Linked DNA regions of Homo sapiens: region 1 is linked to region 2. Evidence: chromatin contacts called from ENCODE Hi-C data. All regions are on one chromosome and are shown on one strand. The core of a region is the stretch at or near the end of the contact, and the rest is flanking DNA. Distances in the headings are between cores, read along the strand shown.

The links. Hi-C counts contacts between places; a loop is a spot of excess contacts on that map. Pooled maps may share reads with other maps.
Region 1: a map of B cell shows a loop between it and region 2 (36-fold over the local background). The contact joins two enhancer-like sites. A Hi-C loop is called at or near these places in 2 of 168 maps with a recorded cell type or tissue (B cell and naive thymus-derived CD4-positive, alpha-beta T cell) and 6 of 50 pooled maps.

Annotation. Positions count from the first base shown.
Region 1 is chr3:149,713,394-149,718,959 of GRCh38, reverse strand. It overlaps a transcript of WWTR1 not described here. Among named protein-coding and RNA genes, the nearest start is that of COMMD2, 36 kb to the left of the region's middle. RefSeq lists enhancers at 4,553-5,052, 5,053-5,554. Within about 2 kb of position 1,364, at least 2 of the 41 ENCODE cell types and tissues checked have a DNase peak (open chromatin) inside an H3K27ac peak, as active enhancers do.
Region 2 is chr3:149,270,578-149,276,777 of GRCh38, reverse strand. It overlaps the pseudogene CPHL1P. Among named protein-coding and RNA genes, the nearest start is that of TM4SF18-AS1, 11 kb to the left of the region's middle. RefSeq lists an enhancer at 6,035-6,200. Within about 2 kb of position 2,345, at least 3 of the 41 ENCODE cell types and tissues checked have a DNase peak (open chromatin) inside an H3K27ac peak, as active enhancers do.

The sequences.
Region 1 (5,566 bases), core at 115-2,614, 440 kb before region 2:
CAGCTCCTCAGGAGGCTGAGGCAGGAGAACCGCTTGAACCTGGGAGGCAGACGTTGCACTGAACCGAGATCATACCACTGCACTCCAGCCTGGGCAACAGAATGAGACCCTGCCACAAGAAAAAAAAAATGAAGAAGAAGAAGAAAGAAAATTCTGAGGCATGCTACAACATGGATGAACCTTGAGGACATTAGGCTAAGTGAAATAAGCCAGTCACAAAACAACAAATACTATATGATCCCACTTTTATGAAGTACTTAAAGTAGTCAAAATCATAGAGACAGAAAGTAGAATGATGGTTGCCAGGGGTAGCAGGAAGGGAGCAATGAGTTGTTGTTTAACGGGCATAGAGTTTCAATTTTGCAAGATGAAAAGAGATCTGGAGATGGATGCTGGTGATGTTTGCACAACCATATGAATATACTGAATGCCACTCAGCTGTGCACTTAAAAATGATTAAGATAGTAAATTTTGTTACATATATTTTACCATAATAAACTTTGGGTAAAAAATTAAAATGAAAAGAACCAAAGTGAGATAGCAGAGGACCCTGTGAGCTGTTGAGCCTGTGTGAACAGAGACTAGTGGCCCTCATGGCATGTGGCTGAATGAGTGGTTGGTAACGATCTCCTGCTTTCTACTATCTGTTTCCTTTTCTTCCTCAGTTTTTTTCTTAATCTGCTTCCTTGAGAAAACAATCCTGCTTCTTTGAGATACAAAATTCCAAGTTTGATGTGGTGATTATGGGGAAAAAAAGAACGTAAGGTCACAATGAGAAGATGGGACACTATGGAAGGCCCTTTAATTTTCTAATAGTCACATAGACTTTAAAAAATAGTCTCTGGGGTCTGGTAACTTGGTAATGTCATTGAGTTATTATAAAAGAGTAAGCAATTTTATAATATATTTGTTTAGGGATATAATTTTGTATAATTTCCCTTGTTCACTTATTTTTCAGTATAAATCAGCCTTGATGATATGATCATTTCTATTTTTTTCTAAAATTAGAATAATAATAATACCTGTTTTATTAATGGTGATATAAAATCTAGGAGAAAAACATGAATGAATACTCACAAGTATTTACTACTTGTGAGTAGTAGAAAACATGTGAATACTAACAAGCTACCATAGTCTTGTTCCTGAATTTCCATAAGAGAGACCTTCCAAATGTATGAATTTTTATGTCTATATCTTAAGCCAAGAATATCCTTCTTCACTATACCCACCCTACACCTAATCAGGAAATTTTCAAAGTCTTTCAACATATTTCATATTCACAAATTGCTTATGTTGGATCATCACCCTTGTCCTTCACTTCTTGGGCACCAGAGGGCATACATCTTAAATCTCACTTTCTCAGAGACACAAATCCTTTTTCCCTCCACTGCAGGATTTTCTCCTCTGGATTTGCTCTGGCACCTCGAAGAAGCTTAGGGGAACAGTTCAGCTTTGCTCTTCCTGATAATTAGTGGCTTTCCTGATGGTGTGGTTCAACACACCCACCAGAGACGGAAGGTAATGATTACTCAGGAGACCTGCTTCCTTTATCAATCTGCACAATCAAAAGAATTGTCCTTGAAAATAGTCTTTGTAGACCATTAGTTCATAATCTTTTTTGTTTGTTTGTTTGTTTTGCTAACTTTTCATTGTTTTTAGGCTGAAGATAGCCTAAAATTGTATTCATTACTTTAGCCTTCGAAGCTTATAAAGTGAGATAATAGAAGTGAAACTGCTTTCGAACGGGAAAGAAGCACCATATAATTGCAAAGTAGAATTACCTTTAGGAGAAATGTTAACCAGACAAGGCCAGTCTGTCACCCACTGGGGAGTCGCACAATCTCAGCTCGCTGCAGCCTCAACCTCCCCAGCTCAAGCAATCCTCCCACGTCAGCCCCCAGATAGCTGGGACTACAGGCATGTGCCACCTAAGTTTTTTATTTTTTATAGAGACAGGGTTCACCCTATGTTGCCCAGTCTGGTCTCGAACTCTGGGCTCAAGTAACCCGCCCACCTCAGCTTCCCAAAGTGCAAGGATTAGAGGTATGAGCTGCTATGCTTGGCCCATAATTTTTGATTCTTGTGACTGTATGCCCACATTTTTTTTCTTATGATTTCTCTGTAGATCTGTCCTTATAAAAATTTTTATTTTCTAAACTTGTTAATTCTTCTGGACATATCCTAAACTACACATTTAGAGCCACCCAAGTAGCCATCCATCCACTTATGAAATAATATGAGTATTAAGAAATCTAGAAATTAAATTTAAAAAATAAAATATGACTTTTTGTTTGTTTACTATTAAAAAACAGGTCTCAACAATCAATAAGTAAATGATTCTAAGAGAAAATGTTAAAATATAATTTTTTTTTCCCTAATACCAGATAAGAATATTTTTATTTTCCTTTGGGCCATCCCTCAATCACAGTATATTCAGAGTAGTTTTCAAATTTTGTAGGATTGTTTTTATCTTTCTGTGGCTTTGACAAGTATCAAGTATGGGTAGATTTAGTTGAAAAGGTAAGTAGGCCACAGAGCATCAGAACAATTTCTTTATTTTATTTTATTATTTTTTTTTGAGATGGAGTCTCCCTTTGTCACCCAGGCTGTAGTGCAGTGGTGTGATCTCGGCTCACTGCACCCTCTGCCTTCCAGGTTCCAGCAATTCTCCTGCCCAGCCTTCTGAGTAGCTGGGATTACAGCTGTGTGCCACCATGCCTGGCTAATTTTTGAATTTTTAGTAGAGACAGGGTTTTACCATGTTGGCCAGGCTGGTCACAAACTCCTGCCCTCAAGTGATCCACCCATCTCGGCCTCCCAAAGTGCTGGGATTACAGGCATGAGCCACCACGCCAGGCGCAGAACAATTTCTGAATTCAAAACAAATAGCCCTGAATAGTAAATTCTCTCTTCACTGAATAGAGAATTCATGTTCAATGTTTTGTCAATGTTTTCATTGTAGGCAAACCTGAGACCAATTTTCTTAGGAAGACAATGCCATAAATGTTGATGAGGCTCCCTAGTTAACCCCCACCCCAAACCAAACCAAACAAGACTTTTTATCCAGTTAAATATGTTGTAGTCCCCTCTGAGATCCCCATCACTCTTTGCTATTCATATTTTTACTATTTTTGTGATTAGCATAAGTATTAGAAAGAGAAATTAATATCTGCAGAGCACTTTATCCACATGTACTAAGTTGTACTTATATCCCAACTCTATGTGAGGTATATGTATGAAGTACTGTTGTTCTGGGATCTTTGGGATTGGGATGTCGCTTTTCTGGCCGGAAATCTCTTTGGCTGGTGGTGCCTTTGCCCAAGTTTTCTCAGGCCCTCTGGGCTTGTTCCGCCCACTCGGCCTGGCAGGCTGTGCTCAGCTCATGCTACTGGCCCTTGATCACACCTCTAAGGGAGACTGAGTCAGGTGTGGAGCGGCAAGGGATGTGTAAGCAAGCGTGGGATCCGGCCACTGCGCACAAATACGCCGGCTGCTGCCAGGGGGCAGGCAGTTCCGAGTGCTGGCACGGGTGCCAGCGCTCTGTGAGGCTATGCTGGACCAGGCACACTGCAAGCAACTTCCCCAGCTGGCACCGGAAAATGCAGTGACGCCCAGAAGCTTGACACCCAGAAGCTTGGAGATGCCTGCAACTGCAGGCCCCCAAAGAGGGAGTCACAGCCCTGGCTTGGGGAGCTCCCAGGTCTGGGCTCCCTGAAGGGCCGCAGGTGTTCTCTCCTCTTCACCCACAACATGGTGGACAAGGGGCATGTTTCAGCCCTGTTTGTGTCACAGCTCTTTTAGCCTTGCCATTTGGTGGGTCCCGAGTTCTTGTTCTTCCACACAGACAAGTAGAGGGTGAGCAAGGCGAAGAGGAGCTTTATTGAGAAACAGAATAGCTCAGAGGAGACCTGCAGTGGGCAGCTTCTTTCCATAGCCAGGGTGTCCCGACGAGTTTTCAGCTGTCAGCAGAGAGGGTAGCTCCTCTCTGCAGCTAGTCCTCCCACCATCTCCTCGGCTCCTCTCTGCAGCTGGTCATCACCTTGTCTCCCTGTCCTCTCTCCATCCTCTCTTCCGAGTCTGACTGACTCTGGGGGTTTTTAATGGGCCTCAGAGGGTAGGAAGTGTGTGCTGATTGGTCCATGGGTGGCCGTGGATGGGCCCAGGGAAAAGCACCACACGTTCCCACTCTGGTCCGTGGGACTGGCAGCCCAGCCCCCAGGCTTCAGGCCCCCCTTGGCTTGAAGGTAGGAGTTTCCTGGGGACCCACCCCATTCTGCCCAGGAGCCTATCTGCTTCCTGCTGCTGTTCATGGTGCCCAGGCTGTTCTTGCCAAGGGGCACCTGCAGGCCAGCGCCAGGCTGTCCTCAGCACCCCCTGGTCTCCCTCCCATGTTCATTAGTTCCCAAAGTCCAGAGAGGGCAGAGATGACAGGGGCCGGGTGTCTCAGCGGTGCCCTGAGCCTGCGCACACCCAGCCAGGCTGCAACAGCGCCCGGGCTTGGCCCCATCCTTGCTCTGAGATCCGAGGGGGCGCTGGGAGCGGGGAGAGGCTAGACACTGGGAGCAGACCCCTCTGAGCCTACCGGGGCAAGGGTGGCCTTCCTGGGCCCCTGAGAGTTCAGAGATGCCTGGTTCTGCAGTCGCAGCTCGGCGTCTGCAGCTGGGTCCAGGAGGGCGGGGCTCCTGCCTGCTCCCAGCCCCTAAGCACAGGGAGGCAGGGGTCCATGTCCACAGCGGTGTCTTGGGTGGCTGCAGCCGCACCCGAAAGGTCCAGGCTGCTGCCTGCTCCCGGCTCCCGCTGGCTTCATGAAGGTGACACCGCCCCAGGCCCAGCTCCGCCTTGGGTTCCCTCTCTGCCCACCCCTTCACGTCCGACCGCACTGCTCTTCTGCCAGCAGGCAACTCGGCCTGGCCCCATCACGGCGGCTGCCAGAGCGGTGGGATCTGGGGGGCTCCCAGGGCAGGCTCCAGAGACTATCATCTCCTCCCCGCAGCCTCCCCGCAGTGGTGGCCAGCAAAAGCAGCGACGTGGGGCCAGGGTCCAGAGCAGCAGAGGCTCTGGGCCTGGGATCAAGTCCCACCCAACTGCACGAGGGTTGGGCAACAAAGTCGAAGTCCGCTGCCTCAGGGATGCGTGCCACAGGGGTCACACCGCTGCCACTGTCACTCCCACAGCCGCTCCCTCCATTACTGCCCATGCCCCTCTGCTGCTGCTATCACTGTGATCCTTATAACTGGCTCAGATAAGTTAAATAAACAGATTTAAAAATTCAAGACGTAGGACGGGCGCTGTGGCTCATGCCTGTAATTCCAGCACTTTGGGAGGTGGAGGCGGGTGGAGCACCTGAGGTCAGGAGTTCGAGACCAGCCTGGCCAACATGGCGAAACTCTGTCTCTACTAAAAATACAAAAATTAGTCGGGCGTGGTGGCGGGTACCTGTAATCCCAGCTACTTGGGAGGCTGAGGCAGGAGAATCGCTTGAACCCAGGAGGCAGAGGTTGCAGTGAGCTGAGATTGTGCCACTGCACTCCAGCCTGGGCAACAGAGCGAGACGCCGTCTCAAAAA
Region 2 (6,200 bases), core at 1,096-3,595:
GTTAATGAAGACAGATAATGTATGTCAGTAGACACAAATGAAAGAAGAAAGCCTGGATTATAAAAGGTAGGCAAGCCCTACTCAGTTAACTTCTCCAGGCTCAGAATTTGAAAATGAAGGCACTTTTACCATTGACCTTTCTGTTTTTTATTAGTTCTCCAGGTTGGGCAATAGATAGGCACTGCTACATAGGCATTGAAGAAAGCATTTGGAACTATGCTCCTTCTGGTAAAAATATGCTCAATGAAAAGCCTTTTTCTGAAGACCTGTAAGTAATCCTTTGCATTTAACAAGTTATTATCTGAAGCAAAAGTTGGTAATTGTTGATCATTGATGAAATGCTGATGAAAACTTTCTCATGATTGACACTTGCAGGACACATATGCCATTAGAACCACTTCGTTTGTTTAGTTCCAACATGGTATGGAAAAGAGGTAGTAATACAAATCCAAAATTGCTCTTTCCTGGAATGATCGCCACTCTTGTCTTCCTGACACGTTATTTTGCAGATCACAGCTAATTCTGTTTATCATTAATTTTGTTCACGTGATAAGGTATAAAACAACACTTTCCTTTTGATATGTGTGTAGCTGTTTTCTCGATTTTTCTCTTCAGATAATTGAGAGAGGGAAATATAGAGGACATGAGTGGGGTTCTGATTTACCACGGTTTAAGAGCAAAACACCTTAATGCTACCAACAAATCCACAAATCCATTTAAATGTGTAAACAGTCCTAAATCATGGGAACTGATCGACTACTTGAATGCTAAAGTAACCTTAAAGTGGGGTTAGAAACATAGACACAGTTCAGTTTAAAGAATTTGGCATGTCTTTTAAACCAAAATGCCACATGTTTTACTTACTACATTTGTATTTGATTTCTTCATTCAGTATTTCAACACTCTTCTCACCAATTATACCTGTTTTTGACTCCCATCACATTTTCTCCAGCCTCTGGGTTTTATCTGCCAAAATTAGGCTGTTGAGCTTCTGACTTTTCATTTAGCTTATTTAACACTTTGTTTCTTTCCAGTCAACATTTGTTAAAGTTCTGTCTTTTTTGTTTGTTTATAGAGAATTTCTACAAGGAGGTCAAGCGAGGAAGAGCTTTGTTTTTAAAAAGGCTTTGTATTTTCAATATTGATACTGATAATACATTTCAAAGGATCATTGAAAAACCATCCTGGTTGGGATTTTTAGGTCCAATGATTAAAGCAGAGACTGGAGACTTCATTTATGTACATGTAAAAAATAATGCTTCAAGAGCTTATAGTTATCATCCTCATGGGCTCACCTACTCCAAAGAAAATGAAGGTAAGCAGATCCTCTTTCCTGAGTTTTGCTTATGGAGAGTATGAGCACATTGCATTAGAAAAAGCCAGGTAATCATGGACTGGTCAGCATTCTGAGCTACGTGGAGTTTAGAGTGGATGCAGACTCTACTTCTGATGTATTTAAAGTTTATACCCAAGACAGTCCTTTTTTAGTTTCTCATCTTAATTGAGTGACAGCCCTTATGCAATTCCTAGGAAATAAAACACTTTTCCCTTACTCACCAGAAAAGAAAAAAAAGGTGTTTTTTTGTTTCGTTTTGTAGGAAACACTCATGAGCTAAATGTTAGGTTGGCAGAAATCCTGTTCTGCCCCCACCTCATTTCCATTTCCTAGTAGATGAGGATCACCCTCTGGGAAGATATCAGTATCAAGAGAAATCACTACTTTCCAGGCAGACTCTTCTCTCCTACACAGCTACAGTCACAGATACATCATGATTTTGGAAAAAAAAAAAAAGGAAGGGAAGAGAAAGCCAACAAATAGGATTTTGTGAGTTTTTGGGAGACAACAAGGAAAGCTAGGAAAACAGAGTTTGGAATTGTCTTTAGTAGAACACAGATATTTTTTCCCAGTGTTTGAAATATGGTTTTTAAAAGGCCTGGCATAAATCTTTAGAAAACTGGAATTTTAGGCCAACTTGATAAGAGTACCACCTATAGCATACGTGCTCCTTCCAACAGAGGCTCTATGATAATACAGGGCAGCGGAAATCCCATATGCCATTCCTTTCATCTGTCATCATTATTTTGCCATGTTACATGACCATCTTGCAATGATTATTGCCCTTTAAATATAGTCTATAAAAAAAAAGAAAAATAGTCTATATTATAGACATATAATGTGAAAAATGTTAACAAGAGTTTGCTTTATTTTTTTACTTTTTAATCAACTCTCAAAACTTGAACTGAGGTTTGATGATTCCGTCAGGGAAGCATGAAGAAGAACTAGAAAACAGGCCTTGAATTAATCCTCTGGACTGAAACAGACTCAGGAAACTGGACCATGACTGGAGCCAGTTCCAGCTGGGCCGCTGGGCAGGAAGAAAGTACAAAACAGTCAGTCATAATTTCTTCATGTTCAGTGTGGAACAGGAGGGTCCCAAAAGAAGAATAGAGAATCAGAGGCTGCTCATGTTTCAAAGTCTTTTATTGAATAAAGGAATTTTATTCATAGTTAGCAGGATCCAGCCACGAGGGGTAAGGATCTGAGGCAACACTTTAGCCAGAGAAGAAGAAAGAAAGGAGAGCAACGGTCCAAAGTCAGAACTGAGGTAATAGTTCAGAGTAACGGCATGGGCCACCTTCGGACTGCAGTGGGCTACTTGGAAGTAACAGGGACACCCTTGGATGCCCTGGGTCCCAAGTCTGACTGGCAATGAAGAAAATATGGAGGGCAACTCGGGAGTCCAGAGGTTACCTCTGCATCTGAGATCTAGGCACATGGTAGGTGCAAAATAAATATTTGTTGAATCCATCAGTAAGAGTGATGATAGCCTATTATATACTGCCTGCCTCATTCCAATTTAGTCTAAAAACTGCAGCCAAGCTGAGCATTCAGGTAGAAGCCAACTAAAGGGGATTTAGGGAGGTAGGAATCTGGGAAATGGTGGGGAGAAATGCACACTTTTTGAGAAATACAAAGTAGCATAATGGAGGAAGCCCGAGTCACATTCAAAATAGTGTTATCCAATATTTACTGTAACCACAGTGCAGAATATGTTTTCTAGGTGCTATCTATCCTGATAATACGACAGGCCTGCAAAAGGAAGATGAATATCTGGAGCCAGGGAAACAATATACCTACAAGTGGTATGTAGAAGAACATCAGGGACCTGGCCCCAATGACAGTAATTGTGTGACAAGAATTTACCATTCCCATATAGACACTGCAAGAGATGTAGCTTCGGGACTTATTGGACCAATACTGACTTGTAAAAGAGGTAACTTTAAAAAAAAATCTCATTGCAGTAAAAGAGTAAACCAGAATGGGTAGGCTGTCCTCTGCTCTCCTAGAGGAATTTTACTATCCAAGGCACTCCATTTTCCTGCCTTAACCTTGGTTTTCCAGTCAAGAATGGAAACTTGCCATCTTGGACTCTGAGCACTAGATGGCGATCTCAAATCCAACCCTCAGTTCAACCAATAATTCAGGTTGGTCACTAGATGGTAGTCAAACCCAATAAACTTCACTTCGGCCATCTTCCTTCAAAATTACTGCCACCTTTTTGTGTTTATGTTTTAAGGTGAATCAGTTAGAATCATCAGTTTATTAATAATTCTTGCAAGGAGGAAGTTTTGCTGATATGTTTCTAACTTGCAAGGGAATATAGAGTTTTGAAAATTCTGATTTGGTTCATTAAAACAAGATCAACAAAGCAACAGCACTAGATTAATTATGAAGTTAATGAGCAAATTTAACTTCCTATGACAATCAAAGTTTAAATTTTAGGTGAACAAACATCTCTCCACAATAAATATTTTAATAATTGCAGTTTCCTATGCCAAACACACATAGTCTCATGATTACAAATTACATTCCTTGGGAGATAACTTTTTTTTTTTTTTGTATTTTTAGTAGAGGCTGGGTTTCACCATATTAGCCAGGCTGGTCTTGAACTCCTGACCTTGTGATCCGCCCGTCTCGGTCTCCCAAACTGCTGGGATTAAAGGTGTGAGCCACCGTGCCCAGCCGGGAGATAACTTTTTAAACCAACTTTGGAAGAGCTTTTTGCCCTTCTCAAAATTGCAAGGAACTCAACTGCATAATGGCAAGATAAAGAATATGTGTTTATTATATTTAACTTAAACATTAGCTATCTAGTCTGAACATTTCCAAACTTTCTCCCTTTTCTTTTTAAACAGTAAGATAACTTAATGCTTTGCATTCTCAAAGGCAAGTATGTGAACTGCCATCAAGCCTTCCTTGGTTGGGTACAGTGGCTCATGCCTGTAATCCCAGCACTTTGGGAGGCCAGGTTGGGAGGATCACTTAAGGCCAGGAGTTTGAGACCAGCCTGGGCAACATAGTGAAACTGTGTCTCTACAAAAAAAAGAAAGAAAAAGAAAAAGACTTTCTCACTTACAGTTATGTTGATTTATGCCCTATGGTTTTAAATATAAGGCTGTTATAAAATATTTGGGACTGATAATAATTTTATAGAATATTATATTTTTATATACTTTTTAAATATTATAACTATTTTATTCCCACTGTCCTAAGCACTTTTCTCTTTTGTTCAATCTAAGCGCACAGAGGGATCTTATCCATTTTGAGTCATTTGTTTCCATCTGTGGGTTAATGAGTCTGAAATCTGTAACTTTGGTTCAAACTCCTTTACTGATAGTCAGGCCTGGCAACTTGGCGTCTCTACTTGGGTGTTTCATCCGTACCTAAATACGTCATATTCCAAAACCCGTCATTTGTTCCTGCCCTGAATCTCTCCCTTCCTTCTGTGTTCCCTGCCTTGGGGAATGGCCCCAGTATGCTCCAATTAGTCACTGGAGACAAAACCTTGGGTAACATTCTTGATACTGCCCTCTCCCTCATCACTTGCTAAATACATCAGTCAAGTCCCGCCAGCTCTACTTCGTACACATCACAAGGTCAGCTCACTTCTCTTCAGCTCCACGAACTCTAACCTAGTTCAGGCCACTGCCATCTTTTTGCTAGGATACCCACAACAGCCTCTTAGCTGCCCCACCAGTCTCTAGTGCTTCCCCTTTCAATTCATCTCCACTTGGCTTTCTGTCTGGGGGGTGAAGGTGGGAGGATGATTCTGAGTCTGTCACTCCTTTGCTTAAAATCCTTCAAGGACTGCTGATTGTTCTGACGATAAAGTCCAAATTCCTTTTATCTTAATTGCTGCCTGGAATCTTCTCTACAGGTACACCCCAGCAAACTCCTCATCCTTTAAATATCAACTGAGGTGTCACTGCCTTCAGAAAAGATTTCCATACCCAAAATTAAATTAACCAGCTCCCAAACACTGAACTCTTCCCTACTATAGAACTTTACACACTATAGTATCTTATTAATTGATGGCGTCCACCCTTGATTGTATGCCCTGCAAGGGTAGATAACTGTCTTGTTCACTTTTATAAACCCAACACTTGTCATAGTACCTAACACATTACAAATATTCAATAAATATTTGTTGAATATAAGCATAGAAGAATAAATAAATTGGTATGAACTAAAGTTATCCTTCGTTTGAGGAAACACAAATTTTTAGACTTTGAACAATCTCACGCGATAATGGTCATCAGATGCAGACACTGCAGAAAGTTACTGATTTGATGTAAAGATGAGTATGGATTCTTTAAATATGGCTTCATATAGGTAATATGCTTTTTTAAGTTTGTTGTAAACTTTACAAAAACCGACATCCCACATCGCAAACATTTACCTTTTTCACGTGCCCTAACAATTAACAAAACTGTAGATCGTAAAAGTAGTTGTATCTGTAACAATGGTTCTAATTAATGTCTACATGAAAAGTAAGAAATGTGTTTTTTGTTTCAGGGACACTGAATGGAGACACTGAAAAAGATATTGACAGGTCTTCTTTTCTGATGTTTTCTACAACTGATGAAAGCAGAAGCTGGTATAGTGATGAAAATATTCGTGCATTTACTGAATCTGGCAAGATTAATACTAGTGATCCCCGTTTTGAGGAGAGCATGAGCATGCAATGTACGATTAAAAGAACTTTCTCATACATAATATCTTATAATTCTAACTTCTATGATCGTATTCAGTCATTTCCCTTTGTTCAAGTTTATTTAGTTGAGTTTATGTTTTTCAGCGTTTCAATCAGAGTATACTGGGTTGACATGCAAATGCAAATCACTAGTAAAGCCTGCTC